Linked DNA regions of Mus musculus: region 2 is linked to region 1. A link is a loop called in an ENCODE intact Hi-C map of the cell type or tissue named here. Cell type or tissue: heart. All regions are shown on one strand. Each heading gives the region's core, and the rest is flanking DNA. Links, peaks and the distances in the headings are about the cores only.

Region 1 (15,958 bases), core at 4,204-12,203:
ACAGTGGTAGCCCCTACCAGTTTACGCTCCCATAAGCAGTGAACTAGAACTTCTTTCCCCACACCCTGAACAACATTTATCACGGACTTACCAACCAGTTGCATCTACTCTTTTGAGCATTGCCAATGGACAGTTTTCCCATTCATTAGTTAGGTGGGTTGGGGTTATTTGCTTTTTGGAGCACTTTGTAAATTCTAGACATTAGCCTCCGTTGGATCTAGACCTTTTCTGAGTCTGTAGAGTCTGTAGTTGTGTCTCCTACAAGCTCTACTGTAGGTGGAGCCTCTAGTAGGGGGAACGGTGATCTCAAAGCCTGGAGCATGGGGACATGTCTGGAGGCCCCTCAGGAGTGAGCTCCACTGTTGTGGAGCAATGGTAGTGGCAGCGATGTGTAGCATGAGGGACGTGTCCCCGGCATCTGCCATGGTGAGTGTTACTGGAGACAGCAGCTTTCAGCAGCAAGCAGTGGAGCTGAGGATCTGGACTAACAGAGGTGTGTCTTTAGGCCGCACAGAGGCCAGAACTCATGGGAGTTCTAGGGGACATGTGTGGTGGTGACCAGAGCCCTGGCTCCAACACTGGGCAAGTGTTTTAGCCAAGTGTCAAGAGGTGCATCTTCATTGTCCGCTGTTACCAGGGCTCTGTTGTGCATGGGTGCTGGGATGTCAGGGCACAGGCTGGCCTTGATCTGTGAGTGTGAAGAATGTTGGACTTTTCTTCTTAATCCCTAGAACTTTTTGGGTCTTGGTGCTCAGAATCTGGTCTCATTAACTCATTACTAATTTGCAAATAAATCTAAAATAAATTAGTAGATATGCAGCGATGGTTCTGACCCTATCATTCTCTTTATGGTTGAACTAGTTCTATAGGGAACAGCCACCCCTCAATCAGATTTGCACTCCTTGGCTGCCCAATGGTGTTGTGGTTGGTAAAGGGAAGGGAGAATCCCTGCTTCCCTGGCCCATCCAACAGCTCTTTAAATAAACCCGCTCTCCCCATGGCCCAACAAGATTAAGACACAACTGAACTCACGAAGGCAAATATACTTTCTGTGTTTTAACTGGTTGCAATAATTTCTGTTACTGAGGTTTGAATTGTCCTATCTTCAACCAATCCTGAGCCCCTGGCTTTGGCTCTGGTGTTCTTTGAGAGGCACCTGCTATCTGGTTTGGAAAAGTGTTTCAGGTTTTCTAGAATCCTTCCTATTCAGGCTGGACTCAGCCATACCTCTGTGGAACCCAGGGCCTTAGTACTGGGAATTGTGCTTTCACAGTCTGGGCCTTAGCAGCACAGAAAGCTACCACACAGATCATGACTTTCATAACATTAGGTCAACTTTGGATCTGCATTCAGTACCGCTGTTTTTCTATTTAACCTCAGGGATCTTAGAGGCACTGAACAACAGTCTGAAAACTGTCCTCTTGAGCCCACAGTACACAAATAAAATTTGGGGATATGATGGAAAACGCTGCATGATTTTTCCTGTTTCTTTTCATTACTGTATTAATTAGTTAAGTCAGTTGGTTCTGGAGGGGCAGTGAGTGTGCACTTGTGTGTGGAGGTCAGAGGATACCTTCCGTGAGTTGTTTTCTCCTTCCTTGTCATCAAGCTTGGCAGAAAGCTTTATGCAGTAAGCCATCTTGCTGGACATCTGAACTTCTTTTCAATGTTAGGGTGTATGACAGCGGAGATGCCAGACTATGGAGCATCGAAATCCCTTGGAAGGGTTCTTTTTTGTGCTGGCAAAACTGGGGTGCACAAACCCATTTGTTTTCAATGTTTACATTTTATAAATATGTATTGTGGAGGTCTGCCCTTTTTTGGCACTTTGCCTGGGTTCTAGCGTCCCCACCTCTTACTTGGTCTCTTTACAGAAGACGCTGCACCCGCACCCCCATACCCTGGGTTTTCTGCTGTGGAATGGGGGTGGAGATGAATCTGATTGGGCCGCTTTTCCTGATTTGTGATGTGGTCTTTCCCTAACTTGGTGGTATCATTGAATTTCTCTTTTTTTTAAGATTTATTTATTATTATATATAAGTACACTGTAGCTGTCTTTAGATACACCAGAAGAAGGCATCAGATCTCATTACAGATGGTTGTGAACCACCATGTGGTTGCTGGGATTTGAACTCAGGACCTTCAGAAGAGCAGTCATTGCTCTTACCCGCTAAGCCATCTCACCAGCCCATCATTGAATGTCTTATTGGTTATCACCTTTCTATGGGATGTTTTGGATCAGTTTCTTCCCTCCTTTTCTCCCTTCCTTCCTTTTTCTGAGACATGGTGTCCTTAGGGTTACTATAGCTGGGATGAAATACCATGACTAAAGCAACTTGGAGAAGATGGTTTATTTTATGTTTCCATATCATTGTTCAGAATCAAAGGAAGTCAGAGCAGGAACCTGGAGGCAGGAACTGATGCAGAGGTCATAGAGGGGTGCTGCTTACTGGACTGCGCTTCATGGCTTGCTTTCTTTTTTTTTTTTTTTTAATTAGGTATTTTCCTCGTTTACATTTTCAATGCTATCCCAAAGGTCCCCCATACCCACCCTTGCTTTCTTATAGAACCCAGTGCTGTAGGATCTTTGACCCCACTGGGAACCCTACACTTTCTTAATTGAGGTTCCCCCCTGGCAGATGACTTTATGTTGACATAAAACTATCCACCACACAAGGTCTCCCTATATAGCTTTGGCTAGCACGGAGCTCTGTATGTGGGTCAGGATGACCTTGAACTCAGAGATCAGCCTGCCTCTGTCTCCTGAGGGCTGACTAAGCTTTTCTTGATGTGAGGTAATTAAATGTCTTTATGATCATAGCAGTGTGGTTGAGAGATTATGTTACCTGCAACTGAACACTTTTGACTAGTAAACTATGAAACAGCGGACAATCCTAGAGTAAATGTAGCTATTTTCCATTGCTACAACATAACATGTGGGTGATACATACAAGAAAGGTTATTTAGCTAACAGCTTTAGAGGTTCAAGAGTATGCCATCTGGCATCGGCCTGGCGAGATGGCTCAGTGATTAAGAGCGCCGACTACTCTTCCGAAGGTCCCGAGTTCAAATCCCAACAACCACATGGTGGCTCACAACCATCCATAAGGAAATCTGATACACTCTTCTGGAGTGTCTGAGGACAGCTACAATGTACTTACATATAATAAATAAATCTTAAAAAAAAAAAAAAGAGTATGGCATCAATACCTGCTTGAGCCTGGTGAGGGTCCCTTAGCTGTCATATGGCAGATGTCTAGAAGCCAGAGTGGGAAGGGTCAACCTGATCCTTTATACCCAGACTCTCACAAATCTACCCAGGTCTCGAGAACTACAGTTTCCTACAGCTCCATCAACAATCAACAGCCTATTTTTTCAAGGTACCATCTCCCAATATAACCACACTGAGGACCAAGCCTCTAATAGATGAATGATATGTGGGTGGATGGGGATAAATACCATCTAAATAATGATGCATGCTTCTGCTTTTAGTGCTCCCACTCAGTGGTCCCACTCACCCTGCCCAGGTTTTATCCTTGTAAGGTCTCAAAACCAAGAAGACCTCCAGAAGGCCTACTCTAAGAACACCCCAGAAAGCTGGAGTGGCAACTCCCTCCTTTGGCACACAATTTTCCCAGTCTCTTCAGCCTTGGCACCAGTCTGTGGCAGAGTAAGGAGGGTCCTTATTCTCCTTTGTAGAACTGCACCCAAGTCCTAGAGATGTACCAGGCAAGGAACAGTTGCTTAATTAATATTTGAGAACTATACATCTTATTTTAGCATTCCTACCCTGCCCTCCCCAAAATAGGTTTAAAACAAAAACAAAAACTTATGCAATGAGATAAAGTTCTCACAAAGTAGATTGCTGACCCCTGCCGCACACCACCCACCACATATCTTCCTGGTTTTAAAGAGTCATATAGGAAATCAAGAAGCTAATTTTAAAAAAATTCTCTAAAATTCTAGTGGAGTTAATCGACCAACAAAAAGATAAGATATGATTGATACAGTCAATGAGATGTTACTTATCTTTAAAAAGAATGGAAATTCTGACCCAAGCCAACCATGCAAACAAATGCAATCAAATTCCACTCATAGAGACCCACGAAGGAATCAGACTCATGGAGACAGAAAGGAGAAGGGTGGAGCTTGGACTGGAGGAGGAGCTTTTGGGAGATGGGTTCAATAAGCCCAGAGTTTCAGTATAAGGAGGGAGCTCTAGAGATGAAGGCAGGGATGGCCACACAGCATTGTGACTACATCCAGGACCACAGCACCACATGTTCACAACAGTTAAGACAAGGGGCCAACTGTCATGTATATTTTATCCTAACTCAGTCTTTATACGCCACACACAGTATGGATATCCAAAAGAGTGTATGAAATGAATATCTATTTAAACCTAACTCCAAGATGAACCCCAGAGGTCCACCTCTTGCCTAAAGAAATAGTGTCCCATTGAAGCCCTGAGTCGACCCTCAACTTTCTTCCCACCTTACCCTCAAAAGTTCCCTCTTTAAACGCCAGATGGGTCATTTCTACTTCCTTTTACATTCTGCAGGCAGAGGATGCTGCCAATATCATGTCCTCTGTGGTTCCTTTACTCCACAAAGATTTTTGAGAGTGTTTTCCCCTTTCTCTCTCTCTCTCTCTTTCTTTTCTTTCTTTCTTTCTTTCTTTCTTTCTTTCTTTCTTTCTTTCTTTCTTTCTTTCTTTCTCTCTTTCTCTCTTTCTCCCTTCCTTCCTTCTTCCTCCTTTCCTTCCTTCCTCCTTCCCTCCCTTCCTCCTTTCTCCCCCCTTCTTGCTGTTTTCTGTTAAACTTATGCATATGCCATATCCTTGTGCTGTCTCATGTATTTTACAGTTAAATATAAATATGTAAAGTGCTAACTATGAAGATTGAGACCTTTGTAAAAACCTGACTGTTTTGATAGCCTCTGGGTAGAGATGCATAACAGTAGAGACAGAAGCCACTGTGCGCAGGTTGACAAGTTGGATGGTAACACAGCCGAATGTGCTCCTGGATAAAATGTGTCTTAAGTAGAGCAGAGAGCGCTACATAAAAACTAGAAAGAAAGCAAGGGAAAACACAAATCAGACTGATGGAAATCTCCCCCATCTCCTCTCCAATGTGTGCTGGCTCATTGAAGAAGGCGCATAAACAAGTCATTCTTTCACCAAGGAATCCCACTTTTAGGAAACAACCAGAGTTGTGCACTAAAATTCATATACAAGACACCCTTCACAGTCACGTCTGTAATCAGGAAAAAAATGGAAGTGACCTAAATGTTAAGCAGCAGGGGACAGCTCCAAGCATCAAAGTGCCTGAATTGTTCTCCAGAGACTGGTCTGGGGACGGGTTGGAATTTAGTTTCATATGAAAAAAAAAAAAAAAAAAAAAGCAGACAGTGCTCTGGTAGATTGCGTGCTGGAGGGCAGCATGGTGCAGCTGCTTTGACAAGCATTCTGATGGTCTCTTGGCTAGGCACATATGCATATATCGCACAACCAGAAAACGTAATCGCAGCCCTTAACCCAGTAGAAATAAAAGCGTGGGGCCGTGTGAACTCGGGGCTAAATGTTGCCTGTGGGTTTTATTTACATAAGCAAACAGGAAACAGCCGAAGCACCAGCAGCTGCTGAGTGAGTGGTGAGCACACTGGTATGCTGTGCTGTGGAAATAGCACTCAGCACTGAAAAGGAGGGGCCTCCGCACCTGTCTCCCAAGGGGTGCGATGAAGCTCTTCGCAGAGAACTGTGGTCCTGCTATGAAATCCCTCACACATGACATTTTTGAAAAAGGCAAACCATACAGGACACAAGTCAAGTTTGCCAGTGGGTAGGGATCACGTGCAAATGGTCAGAAGGTGCCTTCAGGGTGCAGGAAGTGCTCTATGTCATGACTGGGGTGATGTTCCCACAGCTTCAACTGTCCATTCAAATCCCTGTGGGGTCTTCTTGATAGGGGTACAGCTAGAGCACTCACCTCATGTGCAAGAGTCCTTGGGTTCAATCCCTATCACTACCAAAAAACAACCAAACCAAACCAAAAACCCAGCTAAGCTATGTTTTAAACAGTTTTAAAGTCAGTTATAAAGTGACACGGTTAGTGGGGCTCCAATTGTATGTGTGTGTTCCAGCGGGTATGCTCAGAAACTTTGTAATAACAAAGCCCACAGTTTTGATGATTGTTGGACCAGTCTTACCCTGTTGTAACTGACTGTCTGAGGCCTTACCCACATGTTGACCCTCACTTCCCTCTTGTGACTCAAAGGGTTTCCACAGTGACCCTTCGAGATAGTGGAGGGAGGCAGTGTCTGACCCCTCAACTGTCCTAGCCTGGAGTGTTTACTGAATTAAGTCACATGACCATGCCTCTCCAGCAGGAAGGCTGGGAGGTGCAGGAGAGATAGACAAACAGCTAACGCCATCTCTCCCTTCTTTCACTCCCTTCTCACTAATGCTGGCTCTCCCATTTCCTCAAAATCGCTTGTTTTGCTTACATATGACCTAGCTCTCTCTCTCTCTCTCTCTCTCTCTCTCTCTCTCTCTCTCTCTTTCTCTCTCTTCAAACCTGTTTCTGCCAGCCTTTTGCGACAGCCTCACCTGTGGGCTCCCTGCCCACAGCCTTCTGGCCTAATAGGCCTCTGTCCTTTCTAGGTAGCCCAGTAATACAATGGGTTGGGACCAGAGAGGCACTGGAATCACTTCCAATAGAACCTGTCTAGATACTCCAAATCCTGAGCCATTTGGGACGCCCTCTCCAGGCACAATCTGGCCACCCCATGAATCTCCCAGAGGCCTGCTGTGCTGCTTTGGGGAGGAAGCCACCTACTGGCGGTGTCTCCCAGAACCTCTGTGTGGGTTCAAGGAGAGATTCTTTCTTTCCATTTTGTTTTTCCATCTTTCCCTATGGAGAGAAAGATTTCCTACTTTCCCCAGCTGGTATCTTGTTTCTTAGAAGGGTGATGGTCTAATTTAATCCCACTTTAAGTTTCAAGTCATCATAAGCCAGGGCATGGGATCTACACTTCCGGTAGAACCTGAGGCCTCCTCTCCTCCAGGGTTGCTGTTTGCAGTAAATGCATCACACACACACATACACACACACACACACACACACACACACACACACACACACACACACACACACACACACACACACCCAGCATCCCGCCCCCTGCTTTGATTTCTCTGCCTTCTCAGTAAAGCCAAAGGCGGTCTGTGTGGAGCAGCAGGTGGGAGGCCACGCCCTTAATCCAACCTTTAGCTTGAGATACTGCCGCCCACTGGCAGAGTTTGCAGGGTTTAAGGTTCCAAGTGCTTGAACTGCTGAACTCTCTGTCCCTGGAAGGAAACTCGACGCTGCAGGGGTGCTCCCTGTTCCCACCCTCGTCTTTGTCCTAGATTTCTGACCTTCCTGATCCCTTTTGATTCCTTTTAAATGTCTTCCTTACAAGACTTGCTGAATGCAGCTAAGAGCTATAAGCACGAGTTCACCTAGTCCTCTCTGCCTCTGGGGCTAGGAACTCAAGGACTGAGTTGCCTTCTAGGTGACCACATGGCTGTGGGGTGGGCTTCGGCCATGCTTGGTCACTGTCCTGGCCAGCTCCACCACAGCCAGGCTGAGGTGTGACTGTGGGAATCCCGATGGCAGCGTTTCTCTGCTTAGCTCACTCTTGGCTTTGCTGGCTTGTGCTGTGTTGTCTTTTGCAGTGCTTGGTTGGTTCCCAGAGCCTTGCCACTGAAGGCCACTGAGCCACACCCCCTGAGGCCCTATCTAAGCAACACTAGAACAGGCTGCATTGACAAAGTCACCTTTGACTCATGTTGGAGAAGTTTGCTCTGTCCCTGCACAGTCCCCTGCAGCTGGGTGGGAATCTAGGACTGAGGATCTGGCTTCCTTCTCCTCTGGCTCACCAACCCCTTCCACCCTTGGGGTAGGAATACAGCTGCCTTACTGAGCAGCTGGACAGGCAAGGCAGAAGCCACCCTCCTGTAGTATGGAAAAGTTGGTGGCTCTTCCTTCCTCTCTCTGGGGCCAAGGTGATACTTTGCGCATTAAGCATCTAGTGCAAGAGGCTAGGAGCCATTAGAAGGTGCCTTTGGCCTGAGCATCTCTACAATATGTCACACATGAGCTATGTGTGTGTGTGTGTGTGTGTACATGGATGTGTGTGCCTGAGTGTAGATATGTACATCAGAAGTGTGCAGGTGCCTATGAAAGCAGAAGGTAGGATCTCCTATAACAGTAGTTATAGGTGGCTGTGGGTGCTGGGAACAAAACTCTAGCAGGAGCAGCAAGCATTCTTAACTTCTGAGCGACCTCTCCAGCCCCCTAATAGTGTTTTTGATGGTGTAACCCAAAGCGCTGGCAGAGTGTGTTAATCAGCCCCGGTCCTAGCTTCATACTTCTCTTCATATTCCAGATGGCTTTGCCCCCAATTAAAACAACTTACTAACTTGCAGAATGGGGATGTGTGGTTGTTGGAGTAGGTGTGGCCTTGTTGGAGGAAGCGTGTCATTGTGAGTGTGGGATTTAAGACCCTCATCCCAGCTGCCTGGAAGCCAGTTTCCTCCTAGTAGCCGTTGGAATAAGAGGTGGAACTCTCAGCAACTCCAGTGCCATTTCTGCCTGGACGCTGCCACGTTCCCACCTTGATGATAATGGACCAAATCTGAAACTGTAAGCCAGCCCCACTTAAATATTGTCCTTACAAGAGTTGCCTTGGTCATGGTGTCTGTTCACAGCAATAAAATCCTAATTAAGACAGCAGCCATATTGCAGTTTATCCGTGGTGAACGCTGCCATCCTTCCCACTGATACTCATGATCTAAGATCTTCTGATGTGTCAGGCCTTCTGTTCATTCTATTGGCACCACAGAGAACACCAGAGCCATAGTGTCTGTGCCTGGAAGGTTTGATGGAAGAAACAGGTAGGTGGTCAGACACAGGTCTTCCAAGGTGTCTGAAGTCAGTGAGGGGTTTGATCTATCAGACAGAAAGTTCATAATGTGCAGTGTGGATGGGAAACACATTTCAACATGCCTTTATAAATGCCAGTGGCTGTGGGCAACAGGGGCTGTCTCTCATTGAACCCTTGGTCCCTTGTGTGGTCTGTTAGCTCTGTTCCTAACAGCCATGTCACAGAGTAGGTGCAATTGTGTGTCTGAGGTGGATTTGGAATTAGAACTCAGCTGTGTTTGGTTTTTTGCAGCTGTCCCGGGCCACCTGGGCTTGACTCTCAAGTGTGAGCCATTCCCGAGTGAGCTGTGACCTCAGGTTCCCACACTGAAATGTGTGGGCAGGTAGGCTTGTCCTGATCAAAGCCTTCAACACATGAGAAAAAAATTCTCTAGACATCACATCCAAGACTTTAGCCCAGACCTAAGGGCAGGAGCAGGATCCTGCTGCCAGACTCTCCTGGCCAGGGGTATGGCTGAGCGCTTGTGGTCTGCCAGCCTTGCTTTCCTATCTGATGTGTTTGTTGCATGCCAGCTGCAGTGGGATGAGGCACTCGTCAGCTCCGTGGTGACTTGAATGAGAAATACCCCCCATCGGCTCAGTATTTGAACACTTGGCACCCAGTAGGTGGTACTGTTGGGGGGGGGGGCGGGTTATGGGAGGGGCAGCCTTGCTAGAGGAGTTACATCACTGAGGGAAGCCATCATAGCTTTGCTCCACTTCCAGTTTGCTCTTTCTTCTTTGTGTTTGTGCCTGAAGACGCGATCTCTGATTGTTTGTTCTGCCTGACACGTGTGTTGCCTCTCTGCCATTATGGACCTGTATCTCTCTGGAATTCCAAACCCAGATGAGCTCTTCCTTCTCTAAGTTGTCTTGGTCGTGGTGTTTAATCACAGCCATAGAGAAGTATTTAATGTGTCTGGAATGGAGAGTTCCCATCTGAGCCGAGTGCCTGTGGCCTGCCCCAGATGGAGGTACAGGGCTGGGGACAAATGACAGTGTCAGCAACAAGAGGACCAGGACTGGTGATTGGGCTTTTTTCTTAATTTCCATCCCTTAATTTTCATGATGAGAGTCTAGGGTTAGATATGCATTGAGCCTGTCTTGAAGGTGAGAAACTGAGGCAGAGAAAGGTGAGGTGGTCTGTCTAAGTTTGCACAATGAGTCAAGGTGCAAACCCTGGAAACCCATACCTGACATCCCAACATTGTAGGCTGAGGCAGAATCGCCAGTTCCTGGGCAGCCTAAGCTACATAAGGAGACTCTGTAATAAAGCAAAGAAAAATGAATGTGGCTTTGGAGGGGCCCTAACATCAGTGAGAGGTCCTGCTCACACACACCAAGTTGACCAGATTTGGGGGGCTGGGACGTGAGGCCACGGCACCATGCCAGCGGCTGTCAGCTGCTGTCTTGGAGCTGGGGAAACAGGAACAGTGAAGCTAAGCCATGTGCCCAGAGTCACATAGCTTGTAAGTTTCAGTGGCAGGAAGTGGCTGTAGCAGAACTCTGAAGACAAACATGCCAAAAACATCCCAAGTACCAGAGCCAGCCTGGGAAATGGGCTCCGAGTGACAGTGCAGCCATCTTTCCCTTCTGAGGGAACAATCTCAGAAACATGCATCTCTGAGGTTCCCTCTGACCTGGCCAGCAGAAGAGAGAAGACATTTGGGGTGGGGGTGATGGTGATGGTGGTAATCCGATCTTGCCTGATTTGGGGGAGATAAGAGTAAATGTGTGCTCACCCCACACAGGACATGGATAACAGGCCAAAACAGCGATGTCACTCAGATCCCACCTGGTGAATCAGAGGTTTATTGGGGTCACTAACAGGAGTATGAGTAAGGGGTTGAAAGGCCCATCCCTCCTGAGAACTCCCAGGAAACTTGGCAGGCTAGAGTGGTATCCCGTTCCTCCCCACCCCCAGTCCCCCAAGCCCTACCCCCTCCGCCCCCACCACCCCTTCCCCCAAGCAGCTCTGTGGGTGAGGGAGTCTGCTCACCTAGCACCTGCTTTTCTGATGGGGCCCTTGTGACTCTGTAAGGCCAGCTTTCCTGGGTTTGTTCATCTATTTTCCCTTTTCTCCTCAAGGAGGGCATGTCTTATTTTGGAGGAAGTTTCCTAGGTAGAGCCCCAGGAAGCCAAAAAAGAATGTCAGGTGGGTGCTCACTGGTCCCTTGGAGGGGCTGGGTTTCTCATCTGTCCCTAGCTGTAGAAACCCTGCTCTGTCTTACCTCCCAAGCCCTTACTGAGTGTTAAGCTCAGCTCTCAGGCTCCAGGTCTGGGAGGCAGGAAGACAAGTGCATGCTGGGCTGGGTACTCATCTCTCCAGCCAGCAAGCAAAAGGCTGGGGTTGGACTCTATAGGTCTTGCTATGGGATCTCTGCACCCTAGGTCTGATATTGCTTAGGAAACTAAGGTCCAGGGAACAGGAGGGACTTACCCTCTCTCCCAGCACTTGCACGTAAGAGCCATGGCTGACATCACCCGTTGCGTGGTTGAGGCCTGTGCCTTGCCTCCCTTCCGTCAGCCCACAGGAGCCCTGGGGATGGTAATGGCCTTTCCCTCAGAGGAGCTGTTCAGAGAGCAGATGTAGTAGAGCAGCTCCTAGTGTGGGCAGGCGCTTAGACAAAGTAAAGGTGTCACCAACCCAGGTGGCTGGGAACATTTATGCTTATGACAGTCCAGTGAGACAGATGGTTGGGAGTGGCCAGAGACCCTGAGCTGGGGACATGAGATGGTGGTATAAATAGATGGGTGGCCAGGCAGAGGTAGTCTGTAAGCTTCAAAAACTGGGTTCCCCTTGGGTGGGAAGGGCTGTTTGCCAGTGGCTTCCTTGGCTCTTATGGGCAAGCCACAACACTGGTGGCATGGGATAATGTGTGCTCATGTGGCCTGGAGCAGGACCAGCTTTTTCTTGTGTCAGGTGGGGTGGCAAAGTGGCCTGGGGGGAGGCGATGCCTCCGGTAGACATCAGCTGGGGGCCAGGAACTGCACTGGGCGACCACCCAGCTCCAGGGTTTTTATTACTTACTCCTAAGCCAATATTGGGGAAACTGAGGTACAGAGAGGTCATGGATTTGGCCAAAAGCCAAACAGCTAAGAAAGGACAGAGCTAGGATTTGAACCCAGGTCTCCTAGCCACAGATGCTATGAAAGTGGTCATGAGCGCATCAGCCTTTTGGGGACCTCCCTAACCTCTGACCTGTACCTCACTGGACCTCACTTCCTGTTACGCCTCCCTGTCAGTTCACCCGAGCCCCATCATGCATTCCCTTTGACTGGCCGAGGGACTCATGGTGCTCATCTGAAAATAGCCTCTACTTGACCAGATATCCGGGCCTCAGGCCAACTCAGGTGCCACTCCAGGCTCCCTATTCCATGATCTTGGAAGCATACAGGTTTTCCAGGTTCCTACTGGGAACTCCTGTGGAACCTCACCTTGGTCTTGGAAGTGCACCTTGTGGGGTGGGAAGGGATATCATCCCCCCCCTCCTTCAACCCTACCACACCACCCACCTTCCCTCAGGCTCTAAAGCTTCTTTAGGGATTCAGTGTACATCCTGACCCTCCCCCAGCATTCCTCGGGCCCTTCTTCTCCCTTTGATCTGTCTGCCTTGCTGCAGAAGGAGCTATTCATAGCCAAGATGATGCAAAATTTATAAAGTGTGGCTGGCAAGGCTGAAACCGCCCCCAGCGCATGGCACGCGGCCCCCCACCCCCACCCTGGAGGTTGGTTCTCCATGTGAGGGTGTATGTGAGAGTGAATGAGCGTGTGAAAGAGAGTGGGTGTGGAGGGGGGTTGGATTGCTTCACTATTAGACTGCTGTCGCTGTCATGATCCCGGTGGGTCATCGTCCCCTTCCTTGTCCTTCCCCTCCTTTATCTTGACAGGACTGGAGATGGGCCTCTCACTTGTCACTTGGTGTTCTGCCTAATCTGGTTTTGAGCCCTTATTACTTTTTAATTAATTGATTAACTTTGTTGTCATTGGTCTCTGTTTTGAGACAGGGTCTCACGTAGCCCAGGCTAGCCTCAGACTTGTATAGCAGAAATTGGCCTAAGACTCACTTCCCTCCTGCCTCTACCTCCTGAGTGTTGGGATTGTGGGTGTGTGCCACCACACCTGGCTTCAGTGTGCTGTTTTGAAATATGTATGCATTGTGCAACCACTGCTTCCAGCTGAGTGACACTGCGTGACCACACACACTTGTCGATTTATTTTTATTTTTATTTTTTTTTATTTATTTATTTATTTATTTATTTATTTATTTATTTTTTGTGGTGAGCACACTGCTCACTCCTTTCCAAGGCTGAATGACTCTGTCCTGCAGACAGACATGATATTCTCCTCGTGCCTCATCTTGGATAGGAGGAGCTTGCTTTTGTCTTTTGGCTGCTGTGCATGGCACTGTTGCCAAAGCTGGGGCCCGAATTTTCTCTGAATACTTGCTTCAATTCTCCTAAGCAGAGAGACATGCAAATTCAGTTGTGGGTCATAGTCCCATTGCTATGAGGGCCGGTTTTCTTTCTGGTTGAAGCCTTGCAACAATCCTCAGGGACCCTACTACTCCCTACCTCCACCATGCTCCCTGGCCCTGGGTGTGTCTACCCCAGGGCTGCATCCTCTGTATACTTCTCCCTACTTGTTAGCCCCCTGTATTACCTAAAGTTCCAGCCAAGGCCTTGAGCCCACAGGGACAGATGGTAAGGTCAGGATCATGGTGAATGACCTGGTCTAGTGGGTCACAGTCAAGTAGAAACTGAGCCCCAGATCTGTCAGGCCCTTGAGTCCTGGGTTTTTGACTGAAGCTGTGTATCTTCAGTGGGGACACCCGCCCACCTCCCACCTCTGCCTAGGCGTGTCAAGCCACAGGTGGTACACAGCTCATTTTTCTGGAAACTAGTTTTCCTAGGAGATCTGGGAAGAAAACAATCCTAGGTAGACTTTGCTGATTATATATGCCTATGTATATGACTATATATGCCTATATATACTTATATATGCCTATGTACTATAATATCATCTATCTATCTATCTATCTATCTATCTATCTATCTATCTATCTATCTATCTATCTATCTATCTACCTATCTAGCTATCTATCTATCTACCTACCTACCTACCTAAATCCCTTAGTGGGGTATATAGCTCACAGCTCCCCATCAACTTCTGCAGTTGATATCTAGATGGGTGTCTTAGTTAAGTTTGCTATAGCTATGATACGAATCATGACCAAAAGCAACTTGGGGAGGAAACTTTTCTTGTTTTTATTGTTTTCATCTTACAGCGTTTAGGTCACTTTTCATTACTGACATAAGTCAGAGCAGGAACTCTAAGCAGGAACCTGGACGCAGGCTCTGAAGCTGATGCCATGGAGGGGAGCTGCTTACTGGCTTGCTCCCTGTGGCTTGCTCAGACTGCTTTCTTATGCAATTTAGAACTACCTGCCTGCTACTGGCACCACCCAGAGTGGTCTGGCCCCACCACAGCAGTCATTATCAAGAAAATACCATACAGGCTCTTCTGGGGGTCAGTCTGGTGGGGGATATTCTCAATTGTAGTTCCCTCTTCCCAAATGATTCTAGCTTATGTGAACTTGACATATAAACACATCACTATTAAACCATAAACTTCCCGTTTTTGTTTGTCCCAAAGATCTTATATTAATATCACTAGCACAATATAAAATATTCTAACTTCAAAAAGTCCTACAGTCTTTAAAAATTCAAATATTTTAAAAATTCAGCCTTTTGGGCTGGAGAGATGGCTCAATGGTTAAAGAGCACTGACTGCTCTTCCGAAGGTCCTGAGTTCAAATCCCAGCAACCACATGGTGACTCACAACCATTCGTAATGAGATCTGATGCCCTCTTCTGGTGTGTCTGAAGACAGCTACAGTGTATTTAGATATAATAATGAATAAATCTTTAAAAAATAATAAAAAATTCAGCCTTTTAAAAATATCCAAAGTCAACCAGTGGTGGTGGTTTACGTCTTTAATCCCAACACTAGGAAGGCAGAGGCATGTCAGTCTACAGGACAGCCAGGGCTACAAAAACAAACAAACAAACAAACAAACAAACAAACAAACAAACAAAAAACAAACCCAAAACCAAACCAACCCCCCCAAACAAAATAAAAAACAAAACAAAACAACAACAACAAAAAATCCTAAATCTTTCTAAAATCCTAAAATCTCTCTGAAACTCTTGAGTTTCTTTAAAAATTCAAAGTCTCTCAACTTTGGGTTCTTGTAAAAATCGAAATAAGTCACACCCTTTCTACCCCAGGAGGGAAGAACCAGGGAGCAATTATAATTTAGTCAGATCAAAACCGAAGCCCACCAGTGTAAAGCGCAGTGTCCGACTCTGGGACCCGCCCACACCCCTCAGGGTTCCAAAGGCCTGAGACAGCCCCCTTTCTCCTGCTCTGCCATACCCAGCACAACACAGGCTGTCTCAGGATCGGGCTGGCTCCGTTCCGCAGCCACTGCTGTGCTTGGCTGTCATCCCATGGTGCTGGCATCTCTAAAATGCTGGGGCCTCGGCTGCAACTGGGCTGTACCTTCCCAGAGCCTCTCCTGGGCTTTCTTCAGGGACGCTGACTGTCATATTGTAGCAAGCTTAACCTCTCACCATGACCCCTTCAGTCCTGAAACTTCTGACTGGGCTGCACTTCCTCCGATGGCGATGGTGGCTCCTGGTTTCTCCTGGCCCCAAGGCTCAGCTGCTCCCCATGACCTCTTCATGCCTCCAAACCCAGGACTGCCTGGGAGGCTGTGACACATGATCAAGTTTGGCTGCTAGCATGGGGTATATATAGCCCTGGCCCTCTCTGGACCATAGCTTCTGTGTGCTGATCCTGAGGAAATAGTTCCCAGAAAAATCTTGCCTCGATGCTACCTCTTGCTAATCACAGATCACAGCTCTAGCTGAACAGAATCCATTGTCCCCGAAAAAAACAAAGGTTTTGCCTTGACGGTTCTTAGTTCC
Region 2 (15,958 bases), core at 4,874-12,873, 47 kb after region 1:
ATCAGTTTATTGGGGTCACCTTCAGGAGTATGGATGATTCCAGGATGTCTGTATCATTAAACGTACCCCCTCCACGGATGCAATGCTAGATGTGTAAAAGATACATCCCTCTGCAGGCAGCTTTACTTAAAGAAATCTCTGTTTTCTAGCAGTTCTCTCCACTTATACAGGCATTTGAAGGGGCCCCGAGAAGGGCCTTACTAAATGTGTAGCTTCCTAGGAACCGCATAGTCTTAAGAGCCTGTCTCCTCAGTCCCAGAGGGAGTGTTTCAATATGGAGCTAATAGCAACATAACGCTGATCCCGCAGCAGGTAGGAGAATTAGGCCATAGGGCAAGGACACAAGGCTGGCTTCCGGTCTTTCTGTCCCCACCGGAAGGATTTATATCTCCTCCATCACTGTACCATTGGCCTTTATTCCACTAGTAAGAGTCACTTGAATGATAAAAATTGCTGAAGGAGTCAATGCTTTCAATTTCAAATTCAAACCAGACGGCTCCAGAGATACAGGATGCGCCAGTGTGCCTTATGTCCCTAACTGAATAGAGTCCATGGACGGAGACCTCATCTAATAACCCTACCAGTACAGTAGGTTCCTATCAGGAGGCTTAAGTCCAGAGTCCTTGGGAACATATCAAGACAGAGAAGTGAACGGAGTCAAGGTCCTCTCCCAGGACATAATCGCCAACACTTGGGTCTATGAATTCCTAGATTTTCAGCTCACTAATGCAGACATGCTTGTAGCTTTTCTTACCATAAACAGGACCCACAGCAACTGCAAATTAGCCTCCGGTCTCTTTTCTCAAGGAGGCAGAGTCATGTCAGGATGAACACAGAGCTCTCTGTTGGTCAGGCCCATGTAGACTTCCATCCTCCTTGAATCCCTGCTGAGGAAGGAGGGCCAGGGTCCAGCTGCAGAGTGGGGGGTGGGGAGTGCTAGGGGCACGTTGGGGCTGAGGCCTATGTCCTTGGAATGATGGCCCCATGTGGGGACCACCTGGAGGATAGAGAGGAGGAGGCAGGGCCCACGGGGTGGAGAGGGGCTGGATAATTGGCCAGATTAACCCGCAGGAGGCCTCCTCGGGAGGCTATTTTTAACTCTGAGAGACCGAAGCCACTTTCCTCCCTCCCTCCCCTTATTGCCCTTTATTTCTGTCCTCCTGGGGCCTGAAGGCCTGGAAGCTTGTCCCTTTAGAGGAAGAGAGAGAGGGGAGAGAGGAGTCTCTATACTGCACCTGTGTGACTTCGCTGGGTCTGCAGGCTGACCTCCCATCACTCATCCTGGGGGATAGAGGAGGGGAAGCCGGAGCGAGCGGGAGGGGCCCTTTGGAAGCCTCTTTGCTCTTTTCTAACCCATGGCTTCCACAGTCTCTTGAGAATATGGAAACATTTCCTAAATTAAAGCAGGGGTTTGGCTCACAGTCAAAAGTCCTAGGGTAGATCAGGGAGGCTCAAAAGACCTGCCTGGAGTCCAGTTCCTCTCAGTATCTCAACTCCTCTTTCCTCAAGGTGTACTTCAGGTGGTGCAAGGTCCACAGCAGTGCTCTGCTACCAGTGAGCAACCCCGGGAAATACACACATGCACATGCTAACACATGCGTGCACGCAGACATACACGAGCGCGCACACACACACATGCATGTACACACATGAACCTTCTCTACCTATTTAGCAAAAGTACTGGGGTAGGTTCTCGTTCTCTTTGATCTCTGTGATCGCTTTGATCACAAGCCTATCCCTCAGCCAACCACTGTAGTGCTCAGTGCTGGCCTGGATCACTTCTTATCGGTTGTCCCTGAGTGGCTGAGCCCCACAGGAAGCAGGTAGGGGTATGAGATAGGACCTGATGGGAAGATGAAGGATCTCAGAGAACGGTCCTAAATCCAGGCTGTACTTAGATGGTGATGTGTCTTAGAAGTTTCACAGCCTGAACAGGAAAACCCTGTCTCTGGTTGCCTATGAGTTTGACCAGAGCATGGCAGAAAGCCCCGGCCTTCAGCCTGGTCCCTAACTGCCGTGTCCTGGATGTTAGCAGCTGCTCCTCACCATCACAGCTCTAGAGGAGCAGGAGTAGGGCCTAGCCATGCACAGGGAAGCAGTCAGCTGCTGGCTTTGCTGGCTGATCGATGTCTGCTTCCGGACAGGTGGGAGGGAGGGACTGTGAACTTGCTGTCCTATTCTCTGCGTGCTAATGGTTCCTGGAGTTTGTGCCTCAAATCAATGCTTTTGGCTTAATCAGAAGTCCACGGTTACCTGGGCAGGGGAAGGGCATGTGTGTATGTGATGACATGTAAGATTTCCCTATGGCTCTCCTGGAGACAAGGACCCTATTCTTGCTTGGTTTCTACCTGTCTAACTGGGGTGGGATCTACCTGCCTCTCACTTCCAGTGAAGGTTGGTGGGCATTTAACTCTATCATGTGATGCCTGGCAGATACACAGCTGGCACAGGCCATTATAACCATCCCCATTATCCTTGTCAGCAGTGTATATCTTGGGACAAATGGTGCTGAAGAGAGAGGCCAGTTTAAGGGCACAGCTCTTGGGCCTGGGCTCTACTCTGTGGCTCACAGCCTGAGTGACAGGTTTCTTTCCACTTGACTGATTGCCTAGACTGTGGACAGGGCTCAGGCAGAATGCCCCCTTGTGTCTCTTGACTTCCCGCCCATGGTTCCTACCACAAATGCTTATCCTGATGCCCATGGGCACCGTTCTTTCTGACTCCTTAGATGGGGTATTGATCAGGGGCAGGATGAGCACTGGAGTAGGAGGCTAGGCTTGTTTCCCAGATGGTCACGCGCACACACACACACACACACAGTCCCATGACCATGCAGATGATTTAAATGTGTCCATGAGCACTGAGCTGAACAGAAGAACTGTTCCTGGGAGGAATTCTCCACCGTCCTCATCACGCTTGTTCTGGAGACGAACCCTCATGCCCATGGTGCCTGCCCTGGTCTGCACACAAGGACCTGTCTCTGGTCTCATGGAATTGGTGTGACAATCAGGGAGGTGACCAAGATGCCAGACTCCTGGGGGGAAAGGCAAAGCAAGAAAGGGGAGGTAGGGATGGCCTAGGAGTGGTCTTTCCCTGGGGTATCCTGAGATGTCCTGAAGGAAAAGCTGTGGGGGAAGCAACACTCCTGCCTGGACAGGGTTGGGCTGGTGGCAGCCAGTATTCCTGGAAGGGAGAATGGAACAAGTGGAGGGCAGAGGCTAGGCCAACATCTAGGCGAGGCAGAAGAAATCCTATCCTTGGAGAAGGTGTTCTTAAGGAGCGTCAGGTGCTGCCAGGCCAACAAAGACACTGAGGAAGGACCTCTTGGTTTCCATAGGAATTGGTTGTCAGAAAGGTGGCCAGCTGCTGGGCAGAGAGGCCGTCGCTTCAGACTGCTTCTCAGGAGACAGCATCCCGAAGCCTTCAGGCATTTCTCTGGATGGCTTTGCTGTTCTTGCTGTCCTTATGTCAAGGAAGGGTTTCCAAATAAGCTGATGGCTTCCTCTGGCTGCCCCAGCCTGAGACTCTAAGGGCACACAGGCACAGGCGTTCGGCTGAGAGGATGGACAGGGTCCCAGTTATAGCCTTGTCCAGGAGGATTCTCTCAGATTGAGGGACAGCCACACAGGCCCCTGGGGATGTATGCATGCATGCACAGGACAACTTATCTCTGTGCCGTGCAAGGCAGGAATTGCTTTTCTGTCCTTGTGGCCACCCATGCTTTGCAGAGAAGGATGTGGGACTTCAGTGAGAAGTGTGTCCTTGGGTCCTATGCTGGGAGCAGTTGTGTTGAGGCTGGGCACATTCTAGAAAATTCCCTCCCTCAGCTCTGGAGGGAGGCAGGATGTCTTTTCCTGAGATAGGGATGGTATGACCCACCCTGTCCACACCTGGAGCCCTGCTTAGAGAGAGTCTCCTGTATGGCTGTCCTCTGACCTCTGTCACTGTATCTTGAGCATGGGTTTGCTCTCCATAGGAAGGTTATGACCATGAGCCTGGTAGAAGACTCACGATGTCCCAAAAAGAGATGAGATTTTGGTTAAGAAATGAAGCTGGTCCCTGCTTGTAAGCTGGAGGGTGGGATGGGAAGTCTAGAGTGCAGAGCTCTTGAGTGCTTATGGGAGTTGGGGTGGTTTCTCTGGTGGGTCTTTTTTGTTAGGTGACCTTGGACAAGATGCTGGTTCTATCTGTGAAATGTGGCTGATGAAAGGGTAGGGGGAAAAACCCTACCCTGGCTTTACGCAGGCCTCTGAGATCCTTGCTCAGAAAAGCAGCCGAGTGTGGCTGTATATGCGGATGTATGCTCCACCCTTGAACTCATTATAGGATCAGCCTAAGATCCTAGACCTAGTGGAGCCCTGTAATGTTTTGTCCGTTTTCTTGTCTACCAGCATGCTGTGAGCTCTTTAGGATGTCTGGTGGAGGCCCCCGAATGCAACCTGAATTTGCTCTCCCAGAGAGGGTAGAGACTGTGGGGGGGGGATTTTTTCCTTACTCCTGCCTTTGGCTTCTGTGTTCTGGACACCAGGGCTGGGTAGAGTGGACCAGGGACATCTGAGCCATTTTTCTCCTTGTTCATTCAGGAGAAGGTAGACATCAGGACATCATGTGCCTGTCCAAGGCAGGCCTGGGGGCCTGGGGACCTGGGAATAGAGTCCCTGGGGTTACCCGTTTTCTCTCTATTGCAGCCCCTAACAGTGACTAGACAGGAAGGCATGGCCATCTGAAGGACACACTTGGTTCTGAGACACCTCTCCCTACCACTGTGAAACTAGATAAGCAACTATTCCTTGATGAGCCTCAATGTCTTTATCTGTAAAGTGGGTCCATAGATCATATGGCCTCCCAGAGGATCGTAATGGCAGCAGAGTAACTCTAGCTAAGTCCTTGGCACAGAGGCCAGCACAGATTGCTTGAACACCCAAGACCCACCAGCCGTTTGACTCAGCCCCTTCCTCAGCTAAGAACTGTACATGCGCTCATCTCTTTTAACCCTCACCCCAGTGCCATAACTCAGGGAACCTCATGATGTCCATGTGATCACAGGGAATCCAGAGACCCAGTGCTGTTGTACCTGGCGCTCAGGGTTGCTCAGTTGAGTTAGGGTAAGCATAACCCAAAGTGGGAGAGTTTTCTGGGGACTCTGGGGTCTGGATGAGGAGTCGGCTCCTGGAGGTGGGATGGTGGGTTTTGCAGAGCGCTGAAGAAGCTTCCAGAGCCTGGGCATCTGGGTGGCCAGAAAGCTGCGCTTCTTGGCTAGGATCCTGCATCGAGTGTCTCTGCTATTCAAATGCATAATTATATTTCACATTACAGAGAGGCTGGAGACCAGGGGGCTGGGGAGTTTTGTGAAGCTTGTGTTCTGCCTGCAGACCAGCCTTCTTGACCTGGTTCTTCAGTGTTAGGGTTGAGCTGGGGGTCAGCTCTATGATAAAATGGGATTTCCCTGAGGCCAGCTAGGCTGATCTGTCTGCTAGGCTGAAAGGTCCAGGCTCTGCAGGAGGCGAGGCCCAGACAATAGGCTCCAGGAGACTGGGAGAGGAGAGTACCAGGGGTGCCTTCCAGACAAGAGTGGGCAAGGGGAGGGGAGTCACATGGAATCAAATCAGCAGAAAGGCCAGAAGGAGGAGCACAGAAAAAGCAAGAGATGAAAGCTAAATACAACACATGATGGGAAGAAGCGATATGGTGTTTAAAGAGGATGGGGTGTGCCTGTAACCCTGTGCTTTGGTGTGTAAGGGGAAAGAACGCGTGAGCTCAGAAGCGAGCCTGTGTGGATGTGTTGACTGATCCCACCCCGTATGTGCATATGTGACTATGACTGCACCTGTGCACCTTAGCCACCGCGCTCCTCATCACATGCATCTCGTGCAGGTGTCGCCTGAGCTTGCTATCCTGCTGTGTGCAGCCCGTCCAGATTCCCTTGCCTGCCTGTAGTCTGAGTATTTATTATATGCTCGCCATGCACCTGTGTGTGCGCGTGTCCCCAGGAAGATGTGTGTGTATGGGTGTGTGTGTGCCACGCGCGTGCGCGCGTATGTGTTCGCGCGCGCGCGCTCCAGTGCGCAAGTGGCTGGTGCGTGTGGGGGGCAGCTGGGGCCAAGAGGGGCCACCGGGCCAGGCCAGGGCGGTGGTGGGCGGGATCAGCGGCGCCGCGGCGCAGGGCGGGCGTGCTTTTGGCGGAGAGTTGGAGGAGTTACCGAGAAGGGCTACTGTGGCAGCGGGGCGCGGAGCTGGGTGCGCGCAGAGCTTCTGCCTCCCGCCGCCTCCTCGCCCTCCATTCCTCGTTCCCCGTCTTCCCCCGGCCACGCCGCGACTGCGCTGCCACCGCCTCCCTGAGAACGGTCGCCGGGGGAGGGTGCCCTGTACGATCGAAGCCCGTTGGGAGGTGCAGGACACCCACACCCGGCTCAGGGGAGCGCGCCCGGCCCTGCCCGGGATCAGATAACTGCGGCGGGGGAGGGGGTGGGTCGGCGCTTCTTGTCGCGGGACTGAGCGACAGAAGCCAGCGGCGAGCCCGGAGCGAGCGCCGAGTGGCTGGGGGCGCCGTCTGGGCGTGCGCCCCCGACCTATGGCTGGCTGGTGGCACCCAGCGCCCGGGAGCGACGCGCCCCTCGGCGTGGAGCGCTCCCAGGGGCTGCGCTGAGGCGGCGGCGGCAACGGTGGCAATGCAGCCAGCGCAGCGGCGGCCGGGACCGGGAACGGCCGCGCGGAGCTTGGAGGACGCGGGACGCGCCGCGCCCCGGCCACTGACCGAGGTAAGAGCGCGGCCGCGGGCGCACGGCCCACCCGCTCGGCCCCAGTTCCCCGCAGACAGCTTCCCGCCCCGGGTGAACGAGGGGTGGTGCAGCAACAGGGAAGGTGAGGCAGAAGAGCTCCCTCCGTTCCTTTTTCTCCTTTCCCGTGGTGAACCACCAGATGAAATGCTGACAGAGAGCTTTTCTTCCCCTGCCATGTTTCGGGCTACAGCCACCAGGGAACTTTGCTCCGGGCTAACGTCTTTCCAGGGGTGTATATATGTGTTGCGGGGGCGGGAGGGGCGGCTCTCGGAAACTTTGAGGAGCTCTTGATTCCCCTCGGCCGGCTGGATTGAGGGGGCTCGTAAAGCAGCGGGCGGAGCCACTTTTGCGCGCGGCATAGGTCCTAGGCGTGACCTTACCCGAGAGACCTGTGATCAAGATGGGGTACAGAGTGAGTGCACAGGTTTGGCTAGCGACCTGAGAATGCTCCCGGCTAAGACCTGGGATCTTTGGAGACATTTCTTTCCCGTCGCCTGTGCTGTAATGGAGTCAAAATAGTCTGGAGGTGGTTCTTAACCATCCATCTAGCCTGCAAGTCCAGGGCACCTTTTGCTTCTTAAATTTGGTCTTGAGAAACCCCAAAAGGGGCTCAGTGCAGAGTCTCTCCTAGACGCACAAGTCTATTCTGGTGTCCTGTGGGGGAACTGCACCCTTTGGAAGAGGCAGCTGGGGTGGCGAGCCTATGAAGAGCTTTGGGGGAGAGCGGGAGAGCTGAGGCCCTAGACACCCAACACCCGGACACCCGTACCTGCCTTAATTTGTGCACATGTCCTATGACTACCTTAGAGCTCACAAGAAATTGTCCTTTGGTGAAGGCCTCCAGTTCTAGGAGGTTCTGCCGCCCTACTGATAGACCTGGTGGGATTGGGGCTGCCCCTCTGGCCATTCCCAGAGTGTGATACTGTCTTTGGTCCTTTCTAGTTTCTTCCTTACTACCTGTACCCAAGCCCAAAGCTGGCAGTAATGATCTAGGGACTTCCTGGCCTTGGCATCCACCTCCTGAGCACTGGTTAGAGGCTTCAGCTCTCTGGATTGCCTAGGTGCCCACATGCTCACAGAAATCAGCTGCCGCCTCCTCCAAGGTGGAAACCCACAAGGCTTAGGCTCCCAGCCTTTACACACTCTTTGAGAGATAAGCAAAAGCCCGCCCTGGCTGCTGTCCCACCTGACTAGACTCACTCCAGCCTGGCACTGCACCAGGTGCCTGATTTGGGACCCCTTTACCAAAATCTGCCCATGAACAGGAGAGGGCCAGGGAGGGGAGGCGGATCTGAGTACCAGGCTTCTCCTTGAATATTCCTTCCTCTGCATCCCTTTAGGGTCTGTAGGGGAACCCCAAAGAGACTTCTCAGTTCTTCTGAAATCATCAGTTGTGTTCAAGGGGTCCCTCCAATTGGTCAGGAGACACAAGGGTCTTTGTCATAGCAGGTGACCCTGGATAGGCTGAGCCACTCGTGAGAATAAATGCATGGCTGTGGGCATATGGCCCACCAGACCAGCCTCAGCATTGTGGGAACGGGGATGGGGGGTGGGGGAGGCTCAGACATCCTTAGGGACAAGGTAGGTAGAGCTGGTGCTGCTGGACCATCTTCTCCATTGAGATACTGCTATATGCGGACAGAAAGTGCCTTGTAAATACAGTGTTCACACAGGACTGACATTTGTGTACTTCAAGCCCTAATTGTTCCCATCTGTCTTGGGTTGGGTGGGCACAATGGCGTGATGGATTTGTCCTCTATCACTGAGCTCTCTAGGCAAGGTCCCCTGTAGATGTGTGTCTAGTGGAGGGAGGTTTAGGAGGCTGTGCTGTGTTGGGAGAGGTATCCGCGGCAGGTGCTTCCAGAGCCATGCAACATGTTAGGTCAAAACAGAAGGTTTGCCTCATTTTCCCCGAATCAGAAGGCTTTTTATGCAGACTCCTGTGTTTCTCTCTGCTCTGCCCTAGGCAGGACTGGGCAGTACTGAGTGGCTCTCTAGCAGTGAACTAACATGGCAGCAATAACAGTAACAACACTGGCCACAGTGGCACCTCTAGGCTCTGCGACACTGGGGCTAGTACAGCCGGCAGACAGTTTCCTCTGGCTCAGCCAGGCCTCCGGTGCCTGGAGCCATAGTTGGTATGACCAGTCATGGCACCCAAAGGCTTTGGCACAAAGCTATTGTGGAAGTGACTGCGTCATCAGTCTCAGCCATCTCTGTGGTCCTTGCCAGCCCCCGGGCAGGGTCTGCTAGTATACTGTGAGCTTTGCTCAATAGTCGGTCTCAATTCCCTGATCCTAACTCCTGCTCTGGGCAAGACCCTTCCTGCAACAGATGCAGCTGGGCCTGGTGGCTGGGCTGTGTCCAGGGCTGTGCTGTGAGTGAAACATGGGCACAGTTACCCCTCCCTGTGGACTGTCATTGGAGTCCTGCCAGGGACTGACACTGACGAGAGGCAGACAAGGGGGCAGCTCATGGGCAGCAGGAGGGGGAAGCTAAGCCTACGTCTCCGGAGGGTTGCTGGGGAGCAGAGGGTAAGGGGGCAGACAGCAGGGAAAAACGGTAGATAAAGCAAGAACGAAGAGAGCTGTCTGGGACTGGGTTCAGGCATGGCTGCTGATGCTTCAGAGGAGCTGTGGTGACAAAGGGGCTTTTCCAGAGGTACTGGCCCCAGGAAGGAGTTGAGGGCCCAGAGCTGGGCCAGCTAATTTAATTTGTTAATGGCCTGCCAGTGCAGAGGCTCGTATTCTCTCCACTATATGGATGGGAACAGAGGCCAGGAGGTGTTGGAGCTTCTGTGGTAGCCTGTGTGCTTCTGACCCAGAGCCTAGGGCCCTCCCAGGGACAGGCTGCACCTTTCCGTTGCTCACAGACACATTTACTGAGGGCAGTTATCTACCCTCGGGGAAGTTTCCACTAAGCCCTAGGGCCTGCCTGCCTCCCTATCTCCCAGGAAGTTACTTCTTTGGGACCTGATGAAGCCTGGCATGAGGTTAGTGTTCCATAAATGTTCCCTGCGGCTTCAGTGGCAGCCGTCTTGTGATGTGGCCAGAGCTGTAGTGGGTGTGAGCTCTGGAGTGTCCCGCATACAGAAACAGTAAGGAACCGTAAGTCAGTTTCACTGTGTAGGGAAGATTTGGTTTGAGTTGCAAATGGGGGTGTTTGAGAGGTTGGTGGGGCAAGAAACACATAGGTGCTCCTTCAGTTGCTGGGACTGAAGCCTGGAAGCCCTGGGACACCCAGGATGGAGAAGGGGAAGAGAGCCTTTAAACACGCCTATAAGGGGTATTGTAGGCTTGGCAAGACTGGGAGTCTCCAGAGGGGACCCCATGATGGAGAAGTCCATGTGGACTTCTGGTGCCCAAGCCTTGGAGATCACAGTGTAGCCCAGTCACCCTTTAGCTGCAAGGTAAACTGGCTAGGGAGAGGTGGCCTTCCGTGGAGGTGGCCTCAAATGCTGGCCTCCTACTCTGAGCTGTTCCCTGTGCCCATTCTCACCCACAGAGATGTCCTAAAGCTCTCGTGTTCCTCCTTGACTGCTGAGGTGACAACAACAGAGGCAGTGTGAGTCTGTGGGGACCTCAGAGATCCTGGCCCCGCACCCTCGTTAGCCTTCAGGCCTATAGTACCAAATACGGCTTCGTGGGCCTGGCCAGCAGGCATGGGGATGGGTGCCTTTCTCAGCTGCCCCAGGAGCAGCTTTGCTCTTGCTGGGTATCAGCTGTTTCTTGAGGGTGGGTGTGGCCTTGTGGGTCTGGCTTGGAAGCCCCCTAATGTCCCCTACAAGCTTTGGGCAGCTGAAGGGTCCCCTCTATTCCTTACCTGTGGCCCCATTTCTTGGAAGAACTCGGACTTGGAGATGGTTAGAGGATAAACAGTAAAAGGTATGGAGTGGCAGACCATTGTGGCTCAGATACCTACTGTGTGCTTGACTGGCTCTGGGTGGCAGCATTTCAGTGGTTCCGATCTGGCCTCTCTCACTGTGTGCACTTGCTTCTGCTTCTTTTCTGGCCCTCTTTGCCATGATTTCAACATGGCAGGCCTGGGCTCCATCAGGGCCTATGCCTGCGCCATTCCCTCATCTGGACCACTCCTTCCCAGGTCTGCACATGACCCTTTCCTTTCCACACTCACATGCTGCCCAATGCCACTTCTTTCCTGTAGCCCGTCCCCACAATTCCTCATGGCAGCAAAGCTATGCCCCTTCCCCTCTGTACCACTGTTTTCTCACCATAGAACCCAGTGCCATCTGCCCCTAGTGTTTTCATTTTCTATTTTCTTCATTGTCTTGGGCTATAAGCCCACAGCTGTGCCCATCGGGCCAATGGCAATAGGCAGCGGACAGCAGGTGCTCAGTACATACAGTGGGTGGGTGTGCAGTCTCAGCTGTCTGCTGCCTGCCAGGCTGTGCTCATCTTGTCCTGGTGGCAACTGTGCGCATCTGTAGGTGAGGCTGCAGAGTCTCCGGAGGTGCCAGTGCAGTTCCTGTGTTGGCCTGGGGGCCAGGGCTGTGCTTTGAACCCTTGCCCTGACAGCTTGCAGCTGAGCAGAAAGAGTAGAGTCTGGACCAGTCTGGACCAGTCTGGCTGGAGCTTTTCTGTTCACACTGTCTCCTGTTTGAGCCTGGCTGTCCCCAGCTCAGGATAGCCCCACCCCAGCTGCACAGGAGTAGTGAGTCTTATTGTAAGTGTGAGCACACGGAGGCCAGCCGAGGTTACTTTTGGCCCCTTGCCATTCTCCTAGGCGGTGGGTTTTGCTACCTGCTTTCCTAATTCCGCCTGGCCTTGAGAGGTGGCATGGGGCACCCGACTCTCACTGGCCACTGGAGTTTGGGCTGTGCTTCTTACTCTCCCATTCCAGTCCCTTGAACATGACCTCCATGTTTTACACATGTTCTAGTTCTTCAGATTTGCAGCCAACAACTTAGGCTTGTCCCCTGTGGTGAAGAAAAACATGACATTTTCTTGTGGTCACTGTGTGGCCTTCCTCTTTTTTCCTGGATATCTCCATGGCTTCTGGTGACTGGGTAGAAGGGGCTTGGGGTCTTGTCTTCTGAGGCTCACCTGGAGACAAAGGAGGGACCAAGTCAAGGTTGAACCGGAGCCTTGGGCAATTCTCCTTTCTGGTGGGGGTGACATGACCTTGTGGGAGTGGGTCCCCTGAGGCCAGAGAAGGGTCTCATAGCCCTTTAGAAGTGAGTTTGATATCTCTGTCCTCTGCCCTCTTTTGAGCTGTGTGGAGACTTGGTGATGGGGTGGGGGTGGGGTGAATGGAAGCTGGGGTGCTGGGCTATATGGGCCAGCGAATCTGAGAGGGCAGTAGAGAGGCCTAGAGAAGCCATGGGGCCCAGGCCAGAGGCATGCCCTCACCCCTGCTTACATCCTCCTCCTTCCAGCTGCAGCTCAGGCCCCCCTAAGCTGGCTGCTCCAGCCCTGCAATTCTTCAGCACTTAAAGCAAAAATAAATCACTGCCAGCAGCTGGCGTTCTGGGTGGCAGCCGCCGCACCACCCCCCTGCCCCGACCTCTGCCTCTGGGCTTCTGGTTCCAGGCCAAGGCCAGCCTTCCACTCAGGCCTGTGAGAGGATGTGGAAGCCTGCGGGGGCATGGCCTGGCCTGGTGAGGTCACATGGAAGGCAGAGGCATTGTTGGCCCCTGAGGCTCTAGAGTCTCCAGCAGGAGGGGGAGGTTCCATTTCAACTTGGTAGAAATTGACCTGGGAGGGCTGGGGCAAGATCAGGGTGACCTGGTCACCTGGAGGTGACTCCTCCTTTGTACTAGTGTCTGGTCCAGCTCTGGGCATTTCTTTTTCTTCTCTTCCATCCTTTCCCTTCTCCGAGAATCCTAGAGGTCTTGACTTGTCAAGTGCTATGACGCAGGCCCCGAGGATGTCAAATTTTAGCATCATTTATACTTTCAACAAATAGCTTTGGGCGAACGCACGTGCTATGCCCTGTGCTGAGAGGCTGGGGCCATGGATGCACACAAGCCCTCCCTTGTGGGGTGCCCCATGGGGCTGATATCTCTTAGGCTTGGGGAAGATAAAATAGACAAGCAGAGAAGGAGTCATGGACTTGGTCATATTCCTTTGTTAATTATTACAGTCTTTAATTATGGGAATGTTGCATGGTACAATTAAATAGTAAGAGTAGAAAATGAGTCCCTTCTCAGTTCTGCACTCCCCGCACCCCCCCCCCCCCATGCTCCTTGTTCTCTGTGTGACTGTCTTTCTCAGCGCTTTGTAAGTGTAGCTGTTCTCTCCATTCCTCTCCCCTCCCCCCACCCATGCATCCCTTGGTTCCCTGCTTCAGGATCCTGGCCATGTGGTGCCCAGTGCCCACTGAGCCCAGGGCTCCATTCCTGTCTCCGAGATGAGGGCTGAGTCACCGAGTCTGCGGATCCCAGTCGTTGGAGCCTTTGAACTTGCAGAGCCATTGAGTTCACACATCATGGGTTCTTTGTGAAGTTTTACCAGTCTGAGGCAGGGAACCTGGAATTGCAGAATTGGAACAGCTTAACCCCAAGAGAGGTTCTAGATCCTTCCTAAGACCCCAGGGAGTTTAGACCCTGTCATTCCCAGAATTCAGGTTCAAAGAGTGTAGGGGTACCTGGGGGCTGTGTGTTTTAATCTCCTCCAAGAGCTCAGCTCCCTCCCATTTAACCCCCTAGCTTCCATGTGGTCTAATCTGTCAATGCTGTGGAACCTAGGGCTGGCTAACTCCCTCAGGACAGAGCAAGTCTTGCTTGGATCTGAAGGGGGAAGTGCCCACCCATTTTTCTTAAAGTGGGGAAGTCCCTGCTTCACTGACTGCTTTTTTCTTGACCTTCTAGAGGAAGGGCCACTGGGTCCTTCATGGTCTTCAGACATGGTTAGTCCTCTGCCTGGGGGAAGGCTGCTGCTACTATCAACCCTGCCTCTGGGTTGCCCCTCACATGCTTATGTGAGGGAATGTCACCTGACATTCCCGAATCCTAGTTTGATGTGAAGGAAGATGCTGTTTAGATATTGTGTGATGCCCTGATTCCAGGGGGAGGTGATAATGATCACGAATGTTCTTATGTGCCAAGCCTCAGTATTCCCTCTTGTGAAATGGGCACCAATGCTTCCCTTTTCTCAAGACATCATCATTTCCTGCCCTTTGTACTTGGCTCTGTGGTCAGGGCAGGGTAGGGCGGCTTCCTCTCCTCTGACACCCCCTCCATTTTGCAGCCGGAGGTTTGGCCATGCCAACACCTCACCTGCTGAGTCTCAAGCTGTCGGCAACACCTGTTTGGTCAAAGCAGCCAGGACTTTCCCTGGGCCCTAGGAAACCTGAGGACCACTGGGTGTTTTCCCCAGGAGCCCTTGTGGTAATTCCACAGTGGCCCAGGCCCCCAGCTCACATGACAGAACATACCCACCATCCCCTCTCTTTGCTTTACTGAATGTGAGCTGGACTGGGCCTAGGCATCTCAGCCGTAACCAGTTGGGGTCCTGAGCTTAACCTTGTAGCAAATGCTCAGACCCACACTACCAGGTTCTGTCCTCTCCTGACCCATTTGCCTCCTACTGGTCTTCGGCCTAGCTGCAGCTGGGCCAAAACACCCTAAATAGGTAGAGGTTGATAGGGACTAGATTTAGGGAACAGGGGAGTGGTGGTGATCGGGAGTACTGGGAACCTTTGCATGAACCTGTGCCCCAGAGTCTGCCTCTACAAAATAGAAACCCTAGAGCAATGAAGGCAACCATGTCCACATACCTTCTCTTCTGTCTGGGTCAGGGGTGAGGCCCAGGAGAAGGTAGAAGTGAGCAGTAGGCAGCACAAGCCCCAAATGGGTCCTAGTGCTGCCGTGTTGGGGGTTGATATGGTGTGACCTGAATGCTGGGCTTCAACCTGCATTGAATTTCAGAAGTGTCTTTCAGGTTTTAGAATATGTGTGATAAGATGTCTTGGGGAGGGGACCCAAGCCTGCACATGAAATCCACGTGTGTTTTTTATTTCAACTATAACTTATATACAGAGTCTGAACACGAATAGATTATTTTTAATAACTTTGTGCAAGCTAAGTTTTATGATATGGAATTTTCTTTTATTAGAATTTCTCTCTCTCCTCTCTCTCTCTCTCTCTCTCTCTTCTTAGTTAGGGATGGAATCTAGGGCCTCATGCATGGTAGACAAGTCCTCTTGCCATTGATCTATACCTCCAACACCAGAAAAGTAAAATCTTAAAACACAAAAAACCAGGTTAATAAGATGGACCAGCCCAAAAGGCACTCACCATGTAAGCCCCACCCCCCCAGAACCCATTTAAAGATGGAAGAACAAAGTGGTGACTGAAACTTGTCCTTTGTCCTCTACAAGTGTGCCCCGGTACACACGTGCATGCACACACCACAGCCGCCGCCACCACCATTTACAAGGAAAGAAAAGATGTGCTTTGGGGCAGTATCCTTTGGAAACACATGGCGTTAGGGTTCTGTTTTGGTTTTTGCTATTTCCCATGTATGAGTCTTTGGCAGATGGCTCTGCCGCTCTGTCCAGTCTCCTTTTGGGAGCACAGAGATAGGAGTGGTCCTCTCTTTCTGGAGTGGTTTTGAGCAATCTGAATTCATACATAGCCTGGGCACATGGAAGGGTGGGCCCCGTGTACAATTTTTTTTAATTTTTAATTTTATGTGCACTGGTATTTTGCCTGCATGTATGTCTGTGTGAGAGTGTCAGACCCTCTGAATCTGGAGCCACAGACAGCTGTAAGCTTCCATGTGGGTGCTGGGAATTGAATCTGAGTCCTTTGGAAGAGCAGCCAGTGCTCCTAACTGCTGAGCTATCTCTCCAGCCCTGAAATATTACTTTCTGTGGCAAGATGGTTTTGAGATTTGCCTGGTATTTCAGGCAAGAGACTGAATTTATGCTTAGTTAACTTCCTCATTCTGATGTATTAACTTTCTAGGTCTCCATCCAGCCCTGGCTGTCACTGTGCCCTCTAAATAGCAGGTTCTGGTAATGACTCAGCTAGGTCGAAGGGAATGATTCTTTGTGATTTTGAGAGCCCTCCTGGTGTCACACTATTGAGGGGCCACCTCAGCAGAGCTTGTGCACGCCACAGCCACTTGATGCTTTATTTGACAACACAACTTTTGACAGCAAGGGCTTTCCTTTCCCTTGGTTTAGACATCATCCAGGCTGGCATCTTCCTGTGG

Evidence for each region. A loop is a pair of places that touch in the nucleus more often than their neighbours do. Peaks named below come from ENCODE experiments on the same cell type or tissue, not always from the same donor. Only the 100,000 strongest peaks of a DNase experiment are listed, where the experiment ranks them.
Region 2: it touches region 1 in a loop (2.1-fold over the local background); 7 of 42 quality-filtered maps call a loop at or near these places.

The regions. Positions count from the first base shown.
Region 1 is chr11:60,969,628-60,985,585 of GRCm38, forward strand. It overlaps Gm35681 (a long non-coding RNA gene), which reads left to right and starts at 9,382. Exons shown (of 3, transcript XR_879910.1): 1 at 9,382-9,588. In heart, for the core only: CTCF peaks have their summits at 6,795 (motif pointing left) and 7,347; a DNase peak (open chromatin) is centred at 7,724; H3K27ac peaks cover 199 bases.
Region 2 is chr11:61,016,093-61,032,050 of GRCm38, forward strand. Kcnj12 (potassium inwardly-rectifying channel, subfamily J, member 12) reads left to right here and starts at 6,472. Exons shown (of 2, transcript NM_001267593.1): 1 at 6,472-6,758. In heart, for the core only: no CTCF peak of the experiment used is centred there; DNase peaks (open chromatin) are centred at 6,209, 9,709 and 12,269; H3K4me3 peaks cover 2,063 bases; H3K27ac peaks cover 4,731 bases; H3K27me3 peaks cover 4,136 bases.